2 separate regions of the Homo sapiens genome follow, and region 2 is linked to region 1. Evidence: chromatin contacts called from ENCODE Hi-C or POLR2A ChIA-PET data. All regions are on one chromosome and are shown on one strand. The core of a region is the stretch at or near the end of the contact, and the rest is flanking DNA. Distances in the headings are between cores, read along the strand shown.

Evidence for each region. Hi-C counts contacts between places; a loop is a spot of excess contacts on that map. ChIA-PET counts read pairs that join two places held with the same protein, here RNA polymerase II (POLR2A). Pooled maps may share reads with other maps.
Region 2: a map of Right ventricle myocardium inferior shows a loop between it and region 1 (2.3-fold over the local background). The contact joins two enhancer-like sites. A Hi-C loop is called at or near these places in 5 of 168 maps with a recorded cell type or tissue (PC-9, Right ventricle myocardium inferior, cardiac septum and 2 more) and 2 of 50 pooled maps. POLR2A ChIA-PET finds 5 or more read pairs at or near these places in 7 of 52 experiments (A549, H1, K562 and 4 more).

The regions. Positions count from the first base shown.
Region 1 is chr4:41,315,641-41,322,155 of GRCh38, reverse strand. No RefSeq gene overlaps it. Among named protein-coding and RNA genes, the nearest start is that of UCHL1, 62 kb to the right of the region's middle. Within about 2 kb of position 3,080, at least 6 of the 41 ENCODE cell types and tissues checked have a DNase peak (open chromatin) inside an H3K27ac peak, as active enhancers do.
Region 2 is chr4:41,363,179-41,369,693 of GRCh38, reverse strand. It overlaps a transcript of LIMCH1 not described here. Among named protein-coding and RNA genes, the nearest start is that of UCHL1, 110 kb to the right of the region's middle. RefSeq lists an enhancer at 6,209-6,515. Within about 2 kb of position 3,838, at least 2 of the 41 ENCODE cell types and tissues checked have a DNase peak (open chromatin) inside an H3K27ac peak, as active enhancers do.

The DNA.
Region 1 (6,515 bases), core at 1,831-4,330:
GTGGAAGCAACTTTGGAACTGGGTAATGGGCAGAGGCTGGAACAGTTTAGAGGGCTCAGAAGAAGACAGGAAGATGATGGAAGATTTAGAACTTCCTAGAGATTTGTTGAATGGTTGTAACCAAAACACTCATAGTGATATGGACAATGAAGTCCAGGCTGAGGTGCTCTCAGATGGAGATGAGGAACTTATAGGAAACTGGAGTAAAGGTCACTCTTGCTATGCTTTAGGAAAGAGACACAGCATTTTGTCCCTGCCCTAGAGATCTGTGGAACTTTGAACTTGAGAGAGATGATTTAGGGTATCTGGCAGAAGAAATTTCTAAGTAGCAAAGCATTCAAGATGAGACCTGGCTGTTTCTAAAAGTGTACACTCATGTGTGTGAACAAAGAGATTATCTGAAACTGAAACTTCTGTTTAAAAGAGAAGCAGAGCATAAAGGTTTGGAAAATTTGCAACCTGGTTGTGTGGTAGAAAAGAAAAAATTTTCTGGGGAGAAATTTAAGCCTGCTACAGAAATTTCCATAAGTAAAGAGGAACTGAATGTTAATAGCCAAGACAATGGAGAAAATGTCTCCAGGATATGTCAGAGACCTTTGTGGCAGCCTTTCCCATCACAGGCCCCAGATGGACATGTGTTGTTAAGTGAAAAAATAAACCTCTACTATTTTAAGCCACTGAGATTGTGGGGTTGTTTGTTACAGCAGCATAACCTAGCCTCTCCTGACTGATACAGAGGGAAATCCTGAGATAAAGTTACTGCTTCTTTTGACATGGTCACAACCAGCACAATCCTCAGTTGAAGTTATACCATTCCCCTCCACAACCTGGCTAACTTAGCAAAAAAGCAAAATAAAACAGAAACAAAGCAAAAAGAACACAGAATCCCCAGAGGCTTTATTAATGGAGGTATCACTATATGCCTCTGATGAAGGAGCCTACATGGTCCTCCCACAAGCATTGATTCTGGTTCTAAGGTATCATCTGGGGCCCAATCTCCTGGGCAGCTCGGAAGCTGAGAACATACTGCTCAAGAAAGGATGCTGTTTTTCCTCTTGTTTCCAGGTCAAAGATTGAGTTCCCAGAGGTGAATTAACAAGTGAATGTTTAAGATCTGTTAGTACTCAGAAGCTTTCAAAATCTTTTTCACAGTATTTACCACTGACTCATTATTTCATACCTGTATATTTTCTTATAAATGTGTTTGTTCTTCTGAGTAATAAAAAGGAAAAAACTGCCTAATGCAGCCAGGTGATCTCTAGAAGGGAATTAACTGCTATAATGTTTTTGGTTTTAGAGACAGGGTCCCACACTCTATCACCTAGGCTGGAGTGCAGTGGCATGACATAGCTCACTGTAGCCTCAAACTCCTGAGTTTAAGTGATTCTGTCATCTCAGCCCCCCAAGTAGCTAGGACTATAGGCATGCACCACCACACCTAGCTATTTTTATTTTTATTTTTAGTAGAGACAGATCTCTCTATATTGCCCAGGCTGGTCTCAAACTCCTGCCCTCAAGGGATCCTCCTGCCTTGGCTTCTGAAAGCATTGGGATTACAGGTGTAAACCTCCGTGCCTTGCCTAACTATTACAACTTTGACCTAATTCCTACAGACATTTTCTTTAGTTGCCTTGTGCAAAGTACTTTATTTCAAGTGCTAGGAAGAATACCTAGAGAACTGCTCATCTCATCAACTAAGGCTTTCCTCTCAGTATGAAGCTCTTTTACCTCAGCCTTTATGTGGTTTTGTTTCTGAGATAAGATCTCTTAAACTCTTGATTGATTGCTGAGAATATTTAAACTTTATTTATTCAGTGGACTGATACAATAAATATTTAAACTTTATCCAGTGGATTGAGTAAATTTATTTAATCAATTGAAAACTTAATTTGTTTTCAACTGATTAAGGAGACATTCAGAAGATCAAAAATGTTATTCATCAAAGAGCATCCATCTGTAACAAGAGAAATATTCTGAAGTTGGTGTTCAGATGTTGGTGTAGAGGTAGTCTACAGATTTTTGGAAACTCAGTTTGAATAGCTACTTCAAGAGAAAAGAGAGGCACCTCCATGTGGTTGTCAGCATGCCCGGTTGTTATAAGCCGGACAACTGAAAACTACTTGAAATCTAAGAGGGTCTTTCCACTGTCTTCCCAGCTCCCTCAGCTGGATTACTCCACTCCACCTTCTGGTCTCAGGCTAAGTGTTGCTGCCTCAACAAACTATCCCTGGCCCCCTAATTAGGTTGGGCCCCTCGTATACTCTCAGATACAACTCCATATTTCCTTCTTAGCTATCACAATTATCACTAAATAAGCATTTCTGTAATAATTCATTTACATTCACCTCCAATAAATCATGAGCTCTATGACACCAGTGATCTTATCTGTATTGCATGCTGCTCTTCCGGCTCCCAGTTGATTCATTCAACAAATATTTATCAAGTGTCTCTTACGTGCCAGACTCCATGCCAGGTACCAGGGACACATGGTGAAAAAAACAGACAAAGATTCCTGCCCTGATGAAACTTAACATTCAAGAGAGGAACTCAAACGATAAACGATGACCTAATCAATGAAATAGTGTATTAAAAGGTAAACAGAGCTGTGGAAAAATAAAAGGTAGAACAGTGTAAGGAAGGGAAGCTGGTTGCAGGGGTAAATAGGGTGGTCACGTTAACCCCTATCGAGAAGGTGAGAAGTAAGCAAAGATTTGAAGGTGAGGAAGTTAGCTCAGTAGACAACTGGGTAAGAAAGTTCCAGGCTGCAGCAGATTCCTTAAGGCAGAGGAGTACCTGGTTTGTTCTAAGAAGATCAGCGGGGTTAGTGTGGTTGGAGAGGTATAAGCAAGACAGTAGTAGAAGATAAGATCAGAGATGCTCAACAAATATTTGTTGAGTGAATGGATGAAAAAAACAAATATTTTCAATTTTTACTACTATGAAGAATGTTCCCATGCCTTGCATATTTTCTCATAGGTGAGAAAACAAGTCTCTAGATTCATCCAGTCCACAAACTGTAATCTCATCTATATTAAGTGGCAACTCTACAAAGCATTGTGTCCTTTTATTGCCAAAGAGGAAGGATCTCCTGGCTGAGTCAAGAGATGGCGGTGTGTCCTCTTAACCCTGAGTCATTGAACTGCTCTTAGCCTGGATTCACACAACAGAGCCTGAAGCTGAGGAGATAAAGGAGATCCTGTGGCTCCAGTCACAAGCCTGTGGTGCTGACAGGCCACTCCACCTTCAAGGCTGACGTGATGGGAACCAAAGTGCAGGCAGAGGGACAAGAAAGCGTTCAAAGAGGCTGAGAAGCACTATCTCACTCAGCACATTGAGCAGAGAGAGCTGGGAAGAAAAATGGGCTCTTTGTGGACAAATGGCTATCCCACCCTCACTCCCAACATTGAAACTCACTCCCCAGAAGGGGTCTGAAATCTACACACACTAATGGTATATGTCAGTAGTTTCCAAATACCGCTGCAGGACCAGCTGTCAGATGCTTGGCCAACTCTTCTCTCAGAACTTCCTAAGAAGCCTTCTCTTTTTTCTTTTTTATTGATTTTCAAAATTTTTTTCTTACTCTGACAGATGGAGAGAAGCCTTCTCAAACTGCAGAGTCTGGAAGTCCACCTCTGGAGAGTCTGAATCGGTTTTCTGGACAGACTCAGGAATTCACATTTTTCACAGCTCCCCATGAAATTCTAAAGAGCAGCCAAGTTTGGGAACCACTGCTTTACTGTGCTGCTAGTGTGCCTGCATTTGATAGGAAAGGAACATCTTTCACCAGTGGCATAGGTTTCCTTTGGAGTTATTTCAGGGATCACTGGTCATATTATGTTGAGGTACCAAGGGCAGGGGGACCTGCCAGAATTTCTGAAATCACAGGCTAGAAACGACCATCTTCACAGAGTCTATGCCCCTTGGGACAGTGATGGAAGAATCTGACCCTCTTCTCAGGTTTCTCCTCACCCCCACCGGCAAGTTCTTCCAATGGGGTCACCAGTTTGAAAGCAGCTAGAGATTTTTGTACATATTAATGAATTATAACAGAGAGAAGTGTGAGAATCTTAGAATTTCCATTAATATTCTAGTAAGGGTTGTGAGAAAGATAGCTGTGGAAACCATCACAAGATGGCTCCCAAAGATCCCTACCAGCTCGTCTTCATGCTCTTGGGTAGTTCCCTTTCATTGCACTAGGGTTGATCTGTGTTGTCAGTGGAATACAGCAGAAGTGATGGTATGTAGCTTCCACAATTAGGTCATTTAAAAACACAGTGTCTTTCATCTTGGGCTGCCTTTCCCCCTTTGCTCACTCACTCTGGAGAAAGCCAGCTGTCATGTTGTGAGGACACTCAGGTGCTGTATGGCCATGTAATGAGAGACTGAAGACCCGCTGACAGCTAGCAAGGAACTAGAGCCTGCCAACAGTGCAAATGAGCTGGAACATGGATCCCCCAGTCCCAGTCAAGCTTTCAGATGATTGTAGCCCCAGCCAAGTTAGACTGCAACCTCATGAGAGACCCTGAATGATAATAAATGTTTGTTGTTTTAAGCTGCTAAGTTTCAGAATAATTGTTTTGCAGCAGTAGATAATACAATGGTGAGTTCAATAGTTCATCAGAGAATAATTCATTACAATCCCAATCTATACTTTTCTCTCCAACTAAGCCATATGGCATTTTAACAAACTTTTACTGAAATATAGCATAGAGATATAGATGTAGATATATAGAAAGTGTACAAATCATAAATGAATACATTTCTTTATACAACACCCAGACCAGGAAATAAAATATCACCAGCATCCCAGAAGCACCCTCATGCCCCTTTTCAGTTACTAGCCACCTCATCCTTAAATATAACAAGTATGGCCATACAGAAGTTTTGCCTGCTTTTAAACTTTATATGAATTAAATCATACCAATCATACCACATATACTCTTTTGTGTCTGGCTCCTTGACCTCATCATGTCTGTGAGATTCATCCATGTTGCTTTGTGCTTTGAAAGTATCTGTTGAATTGTCTTACTGATTTGTAGTAGTTATATATTCTAGAGACCAGTTCTTTGTCAGATAGGTGAGATACAAATTTCTCCCATGTTATGGCTTTTTTTTTTTTTGAGACAAAGTCTCACTCTGTCACCCAGGCTGGAGTGCAGTGGCACAATCTTGGCTTGCTTGCCTCCCGGGTTCAAGCAATTCTCCTACTTCAGCCTCCCGAGTAGCTGAGATTACAGATGTGTGCCAATACACCCAGCTAATTTTTGTATTTTTAGTAGAGATGGGGTTTCACCACATTGGCCAGTCTGGTCTCGAACTCCTGGTTGAGTTCAGGAGATTTGCCTACCAGGTGATCTGCCTGCCCCAGCCTCCCAGAGTGCTGGGATTACAGGTGTGAGCCACCACACCCGGCCAGTTTTTTCATTCTCTTAATGGGATCTTTTTAAAAAGGAAGTTGTTAGTTTTAATTTAGTCCATTTTATGATTTATTTTCTTTGTGGTTTATACTTTCTGTGTCCTGTTTGAAAAATAATTGCCTTCACCAAGATCATAAAGATATCCTTGTTTTCTTTTAGAAGCTTCATTTCATACAATACATATGGAATTGATTTTTGTGTATCATGTAGTATAGAAGTTGTGATTCATTTTTCCTATGTGGGTATCCAATTGATTTATTGCTATTTATGAAGATCATTCTTTTTCTTGTGCTTTATTGTCCCTTTGTCATAACCCTAGTGACTGCATATTGTCTGTTTCTGGACTGTTTATAAAGCTGCCTTTGCAAAATTATGACAGTAAGAGAAATCTGACATAATCGACTCCATCTTGCTTCTGATCTCCAAGCTGTCCTTGGTCATTCCTAGGCACAGGCCAAGCTAACTTGGGGAGGAATATAGTTGATAGTTGAACTTTGAAGCAAGGATGATAAAGTCCCTCCCTTAAACCAAACCCCTCCTAGTTGAGGGACTAAAACCACCTTTGTAAGACTAATGAAAGTCCACAATATTAGGATTATGAGAGAGGCCTGAATTCTGCTAAAATATAGGTGTAGTTTTTGTAATCCCTTACTGCTCAGGAGTCATGTGGCCAAAGGCCACACAACATGTGACTTTCCCAATTTCTCTTATAGATAACATCACCATTGTAGAACCTAAGATTGACCTTTTGAGATTTTTTTTTCAGACTTTCTGGCCACCAGCTGATCCCACCTGGACCTGTGACTCATGACTTAACTGACCCTGCAGGCCCACCCAGAGGTGCACTTAGCACAAAATGACCGATTTCCACAACCCTATGATTTCATCCCCAGCTAATCAGCAGCCTCCATTCCCTACCCACTTGCCCACCAAGTTGTCCACAAAAACCCTAGCCTCTGAGTTCTTGGCAAGACTGATTTGAGTAATAACTCCGTCTCCCGTGTGTCCAGCCTTGTGTCAATTAAACTCTTTTTTTTTTTTTTTTTTTTTTTTTTTTTGCCGGAATACCATGGTCTCAGTGAACTGGTTTTGTCTCTG
Region 2 (6,515 bases), core at 2,589-5,088, 47 kb before region 1:
CACACACACACAAAAAAAATTCGTGATAGTAAAATACAGCAACTTTTCTAAAAAAAAGGCAAAAACTGAGGCTCAGGTGTGTACAAAGAAGGGAAGGATTAATGAGCTTAGAGGAATCAGGGACCATGCTGCAGAGGCAGTCGGGTTTAAGCTCTATCTTGAAAGGATTTGTCCCTGGAGAAGTGGAGAAGGGGCATTCCAGGTTGTGGCTACCCCAATAGCCATTCTCCCCTTTTTCCTGAGGAATACAACTCAAGAATATTATCTGAGCATTACTCCTGCCTGGGGTAAAAGATCCTTCTCCAGAGTCTCTCCTATATACAGAAAGGGCCATGTTCCTGAAGTTCTGGGCAATAAAATAGTAGCCAGTATGTCAGAAAGGGTTTCCCAGAAGCCACCTTATATGGGAAGGATGCACTCTTCACTTTCCTTGCCTCCATCCAGCTTCCTGGAAAGGTGATGTGATCACGACTCTCCAGCAGCCATGTTAGACTGGGAAGATGGGGGAGGGGGTCTAAGAATGGTAGTTCAAGTGTTGAAAGGAATCTCAGTCAAGGACCTCCAGGGTTTACAATTTATGAGGATCCCAAAGGGCACCTGGCTTTAGTAGTTTATAAAGCCCCCTCTTTTGGAAGAATTTGGGAAAAGTTCCCAAATGAGAAGACATCTGTGGGTCACCACCCTAAGTCTCACACAAAATGGCTCTCTTCCCTCACTGAAAAGCAAGCAGGTTTCCCGCAGCCCCTTCCTGCTAAGAGTGGAGTACAGCCTCTACAGCCTCTATTTTGTCCAAGAATTTTAATCCAGAGTCTAGGCTCAAACACAAATCCCAAAGTCCTCTCCGCATTTTTCTTAGAAGAGTTCTTATCTGTGCCTCAGATGTAAAATGGACAGTGGATCATCATGCAAACTCTGAGTGGCCTGCAAGGAATATTCAAGAACTTCCGAGGCAGGTACCTTCACCCCCTGCCCTACCACCAACACATATCTACCTTCAATAGACCTAGAGAAATTTAAGAGTGTTTCTACCCTACCTTGTTTCAAAACACAATCATAATAAAAGTATGTGTAGCATCCAACGCAAGCCCTTTTCTCAATAAATCATCATCAATCAAATTCTCCTGCTTAGAATTCTTCCGTGGTCTTAGCTTAAATCTTATTTTCACTAAGAATCCTTGTCTTTTTAAAGAGTGCTTTTCTCTTAATCCCCCCTGCCCCATTCTTTGTCTTCATAGTATGTATTCCAAATCGTAATTATATATGTATTGTTTAATCTCTCTGTCCCCCTGCCACATTGTATATTTCATGAGGGCAGGAAGTATGTTTATTTTGTTCATTACCTAACACCATGCCTAACACTATGCTGCACATTGTTGGAGCTCAGTAAACACTTTTCAGGAAATAATTTTTGAAAGCACACTTTCACACATTAAAATATTAATGCTTATTTTTGCCACTGTTTATACTGAAGCAAACTTACAAATGAGTGATAGCCAAGTCTCCCAAATAATTATTTTCATATTTTAACAATTTGACTGAGCTTATTGTCGCTTTCATTCCATTTCAATTGGAATAAGATATTCAATTAAAATAAAATAATTGTTCAAAATATTTTTTAAACACTTCTGAGGGGAGAAAAAGATAGCTATGTACTCATTGCAATAAATATAACTTCAGTTCCTCACTTGGTGCAGACCCATTTGGTGAACATACTTGGCAAAAAAATAAGGCTGAGGAATTTTTTTTAACAGTTTTCAGTCATGGAAATGAAAAAGCTACAAGTCCTTCTGTTCTTGACCTTGATTTCTTTTTTTTTTTTTTTTTTTTATGATGGAGTCTCGCACTGCCGCCCAGGCTGGAGTGCAGTGGCGCGATTTTGGCTCACTGCAAGTTCCGCCTCCCAGGTTCACACCATTCTCCTGTTTCAGCGTTCCGAGTAGCTGGGACTACAGGTGCCTGCCACCACGCCCGGATGATTTTTCTTTCCTTTTTTTTTTTTTTTTTTTTTTGGATTTTTAGTAGAGACAGGGTTTCACTGTGTTAGCCAGAATGGTCTGGATCTCCAAACCTCATGATCCACCAGCCTTGGCCTCCCATAGTGCTGGGATTACAGGCGTGAGCCACCGCACCTAGCCGACCTTGATTTTAAAAGCAAGTGCAGGTGTATTCCTCCATGGCCTCCTAATGGGCTATCTAGGGGTGAATGGGTGGGGCAGTCCCTAACTTACACTGACCAGGAGGCCAAGCTGCAGCCTCCAACAGCCACACTAGAGTAACTCTCACAGGCAAAATGCAGGACAGTGGAAACATGGAGCTTTCCCAACCTAACCAATATTTTATTCTTAAGGTCTCAGCATAGAGCACAGTTTTGCTGACAGTGGGAAAAGGTATCAGCCAAGTTATTTCTTAGGTGCATTTTATATGACTATATCATCTGTCCTTTTCCTGATGCCAAAGGTAATTCCCTGAGATACACTAGCCATCCTGATATGGTTTGGCTCTGTGTCCCCACCCAAATCTCATCTCAAGTTGTAATCCCCACATGTCAGGACAGGGAGCCTGCAGGGAGATGACTGGATCACGGGGGCGGTTACCCCATGCTGTTCTCATGATGGTGAGTGAGTTCTCATGAGAGCTAATGGTTTTAAAAGCATTTGGCAGTTCCCTCTTCGCTTGCTCTCTCTCTCCTGCCACCATATGAGACCTGTCTTGCTTCCCCTTTGCCTTCCATCATAATTATAAGTTTCTTGAGGCCTCCCCAGCCACGTGGAACTGTAAGTCAGTTAAACCTCCTTTCTTTATAAATTACCCAGTCTCAGGTCGTATCTTTATGGCAGTATGTAAATGAACTAATACACATCCCATCAGGGTTAGATGCATGGGCATCTCTTTGGAAGTGTTGTTTTCAATATTGCAAACATGGAATTTTATCACAGCAGAACTGAATTCCACGGCATCATTCCTCCTTGAAATATAACATCTTATGTCCAGACAGAAGTCTTTCCAATATTCTATCATTTTTTTAAGAACTATTTTTCCCCTATATTATCTTTAGCCCTCTAGTTTAGGCTATTTTTATATTTCTCAATCACTTAAAACCAAAGTTCTATTATCCCTTCCTTTCCTGATTTAATAGCACTGAAGTCATCCTTTTATCTACCCTACCCTTCCTCCAAAAAAGATCATATCTGATACCTTTCTTCTGCCTCAGATGTAAACACACACACATCCTAAGGAACATATGAGGTGTTCTATTATAAAATTGTATTGTACTTTTTAAAAAATCTCAGAACAGTGAACTGGGCTTAAAAGGAAAACCTAATTCCAGTAAGAACAGTTTGGTCAAAAATCAACCAGTGTTAACTGATTCTGTCCTGAATCATGAAAATCAAGGCCAAAATACAAAATACAAAATGTATTTTGCGCCACTTCGAGGGGCCAACTGTACATAGACTTTAGCAGGCACATAATAAGCACCCAATAAATAGTACCTTTTATCATCAGCAACATCAGCATCATTAACATAATTTTTATCATCATGTTATCCCCCAACTATGATGCTTTTAAGCTTCAGAATGGTCTAAAGCAAAAAGAGAAGCTGCCAGGCCAATTTCTAGTACTCCTAGAGCTGCCTAGTCCCACCTAGCACTGACTGCCACTCACAGAATCAAGGCCAACTGTCTACATCATGGCTCTATTGTCATCCATCAGCAGAGAGCTGGAGGCCAAGAGACCCAGTGGCTGAGAACACATGCTCAGCCTTCCCTTTCTTGGTAGCCAGTGCTCAGTCTGCCCTTTGGAGCTCGCCTGATGCAACTGGTTTCCAGGGAGATGCCGGGGCAAGAAGTGCCAGCTCCACCTCCCATTCCGCATCCCCTTTCCCCAAATCTGTGGGACCTCACTGTTTTCCTACCATGTGACAGCATTGTGTCATAGCTGCTCTTGTATACAAACAAGCTAGACTATTTAAATGTCATTGTGAGAAAGATGCCGCCTGCTCTCATTTACATATCTATTCAGACCACTACTCCTTCCTTGATCTAGCCAGAAAAGTTTTTTCTTCCTCTTCCTTGGCAACTTATGCAAAGCTGGAGGACCATCTGCAAAGTTAACTACCTGTTGGGATAAAAAGATGTTAAGAATCTAGTCCCTACAGAGGTGGAGAATTAGAATGACTACATGTATAACTTATGGTATTACATCACAAAAGTCATATGTTACTGGCCATTAAATGCTAAATTATCTCAAAAGCTATTCATAAATTTTCCCTACTGCCAAACAACACAAGCATCTTTTGGTCTTGGAGAGCTATGATACCCTCAGTGTTTTTAATCTTCAGAATTAGGTCCCAGCTGAATAAGAAAACAATTCTATGTGGGCAGCAGGGAATGAACCAAAATGAGAAACTGATCCCTTCCAGCACTAGTTCTCACTCTTGTGAAGTATGGATTAGGTCACAAATAAGATTGTATTCATCACCAAGCCCCATGGGCACACTCTGATTGAAGGTAAAGGAGTCCAGGAACTTCTCAAGTTGAGAAATAAGGCTGAGTTGGGTTGAAATTTCCAGTCCCTCCCTAAAGGCCTGGGAACCTGTTCCAAATCATAACCGAAACCAAGTCGAAGGACATCTGTTTCTTCAGAAAGTGTTTGGCACTGAAAAGAAGAACCACAGATTAGAACAGATAAATATTGTTGTGGGTGGTGAGGCCAAGAGAAGCGGGGAATCAGGAAAATCAGAGTCATCTAACCTACTAATAAACTCTTGTAACTCAATAAATACCACCAAAAAAAAAGAAGGAAATAATAAAAGGGAGGAAGAGGGAAAGAAAATCAATGGAAGAATTCTTCTTATTCCTAGCAGGAGTTGACACAACCTCAGTGAATAAAATTCTGCTGCATTTAGATGAATATTTGGACCCATTATTTGTATAATGATTTAATATTAGATCATCTACAAGAACAAGAGGAGAGGCATTGAGCATTCTGCTTGGAGTTTGGTAACAAAGATTATACATTAAACTTACATATTCAGCATAATATTGAAGAATAATTTTCTAAGCTTTGATGGACTACCAAGATCACTTTATGAGTAGATATTAAAGGTTTTTCTCTGATCCCCAAGTCACTTTTAGTGCAAATTAGAGTGACATGTAGCATCTAGTTAACTTCGACTCCAGGTATCCAGAGTTAACAGAGTGAGATAATAGGATGAAATCAGTAGGCAATTGAATCATATTTTCTACCCGGGAAATCTGGTGTTCTGAATCATTTCTTTCAAAATCAACCTTAGTTGTTATTAACAACAGAAAAAAACAATAGCAATAGCAGTAGTAGTAATAATTATCATAATGATAATAGTAGTAGTAAAAGTAACAGCAGTGGTAATAATAATGGTAATAATACTACTAACCATACTTACACAGCACTTCCTATGTACTGGGCACTGTTCTAAGCATTTTAAATATATTAATTGATTTAATCCTGACAGCACTCCTATGAAATAGGTGAGCTGTTATTAGTATCCTGTTTTACAGATGCTCTCAATAATAACTCTTAGTCATTTTTGTTGTTGCTAACAACTAGAGCTATCTTCCAAAGAAATCATTTGGAACCACAGTAAAGGAAAAGTAGCTTGCTCAGGGTCATCCAGCTACAAAGTAACAGACTCTGGACTCAAACCTAGGATGCCCAGCTCCAAGGTCTGACCTCTCACCTACTGTGTTCTGCTTAGTAAGGCCTTCTAGAAAAGTAGTATGGAAAGAAGTTAGTCACTCCCCTGCCTGCTGGTAGCCACAGTTACTACTTCAAGTTTGCTGTCTCCTCTAGGAGTCTTCCCAAACACAGTTAGATGTGCAACCTGTTCCTACAGCTATAAAAAGTCACTAGGAGTGTTAAAGGGCTGTCCCCACGTGGTCTGTGACCATCTAGTGCTCCGTTAGAGCTTTCACCTTTGCCAACTAAGGAAGGAGTGAGGGGAAGGGGGCTGAAGTGGGGGAATCGTTCCCAGGCCACATTTCCTGCCCAGTAACACGGTCCTCAAATAGCCAAGGCTGCACGCCGAGAAATTCCTCACTAACAAGTTACGTCCTGGATCTGGTTCCCTGAGCCTTTATTAAGAATGAATGTTTTCTTGCCAATCCATGACTCAAGGAAGACCAAGAATCGAGGCGAGACAAGCAGCAAAGTTTGTTTATTAACTTGCTCCACCCAAGGGAACATTTTTATGAAAGGGTGAAATTCCTGACTACTCAAAAAGAAGAAAGAAAGAAAAAAAACCTATGGGAAATTTAATCACCAACTGAATAAAAGTAAAAACAAAGCCCTACCAATGAGGATGCTGCCAGAGACAATGGGGCCCCTAGAGGAGTTGCAATTGTCTCGAGATACCAATCCCCAATCCGCCCCCCCACCCGGGGATTCACTGCCCCTAAGTACTACATTATTGCTGTATTAGCTGAGGAATCTTTGTTCACAAGGCAACTGCATGCAAAACCATCTGTTACAACTTCTGG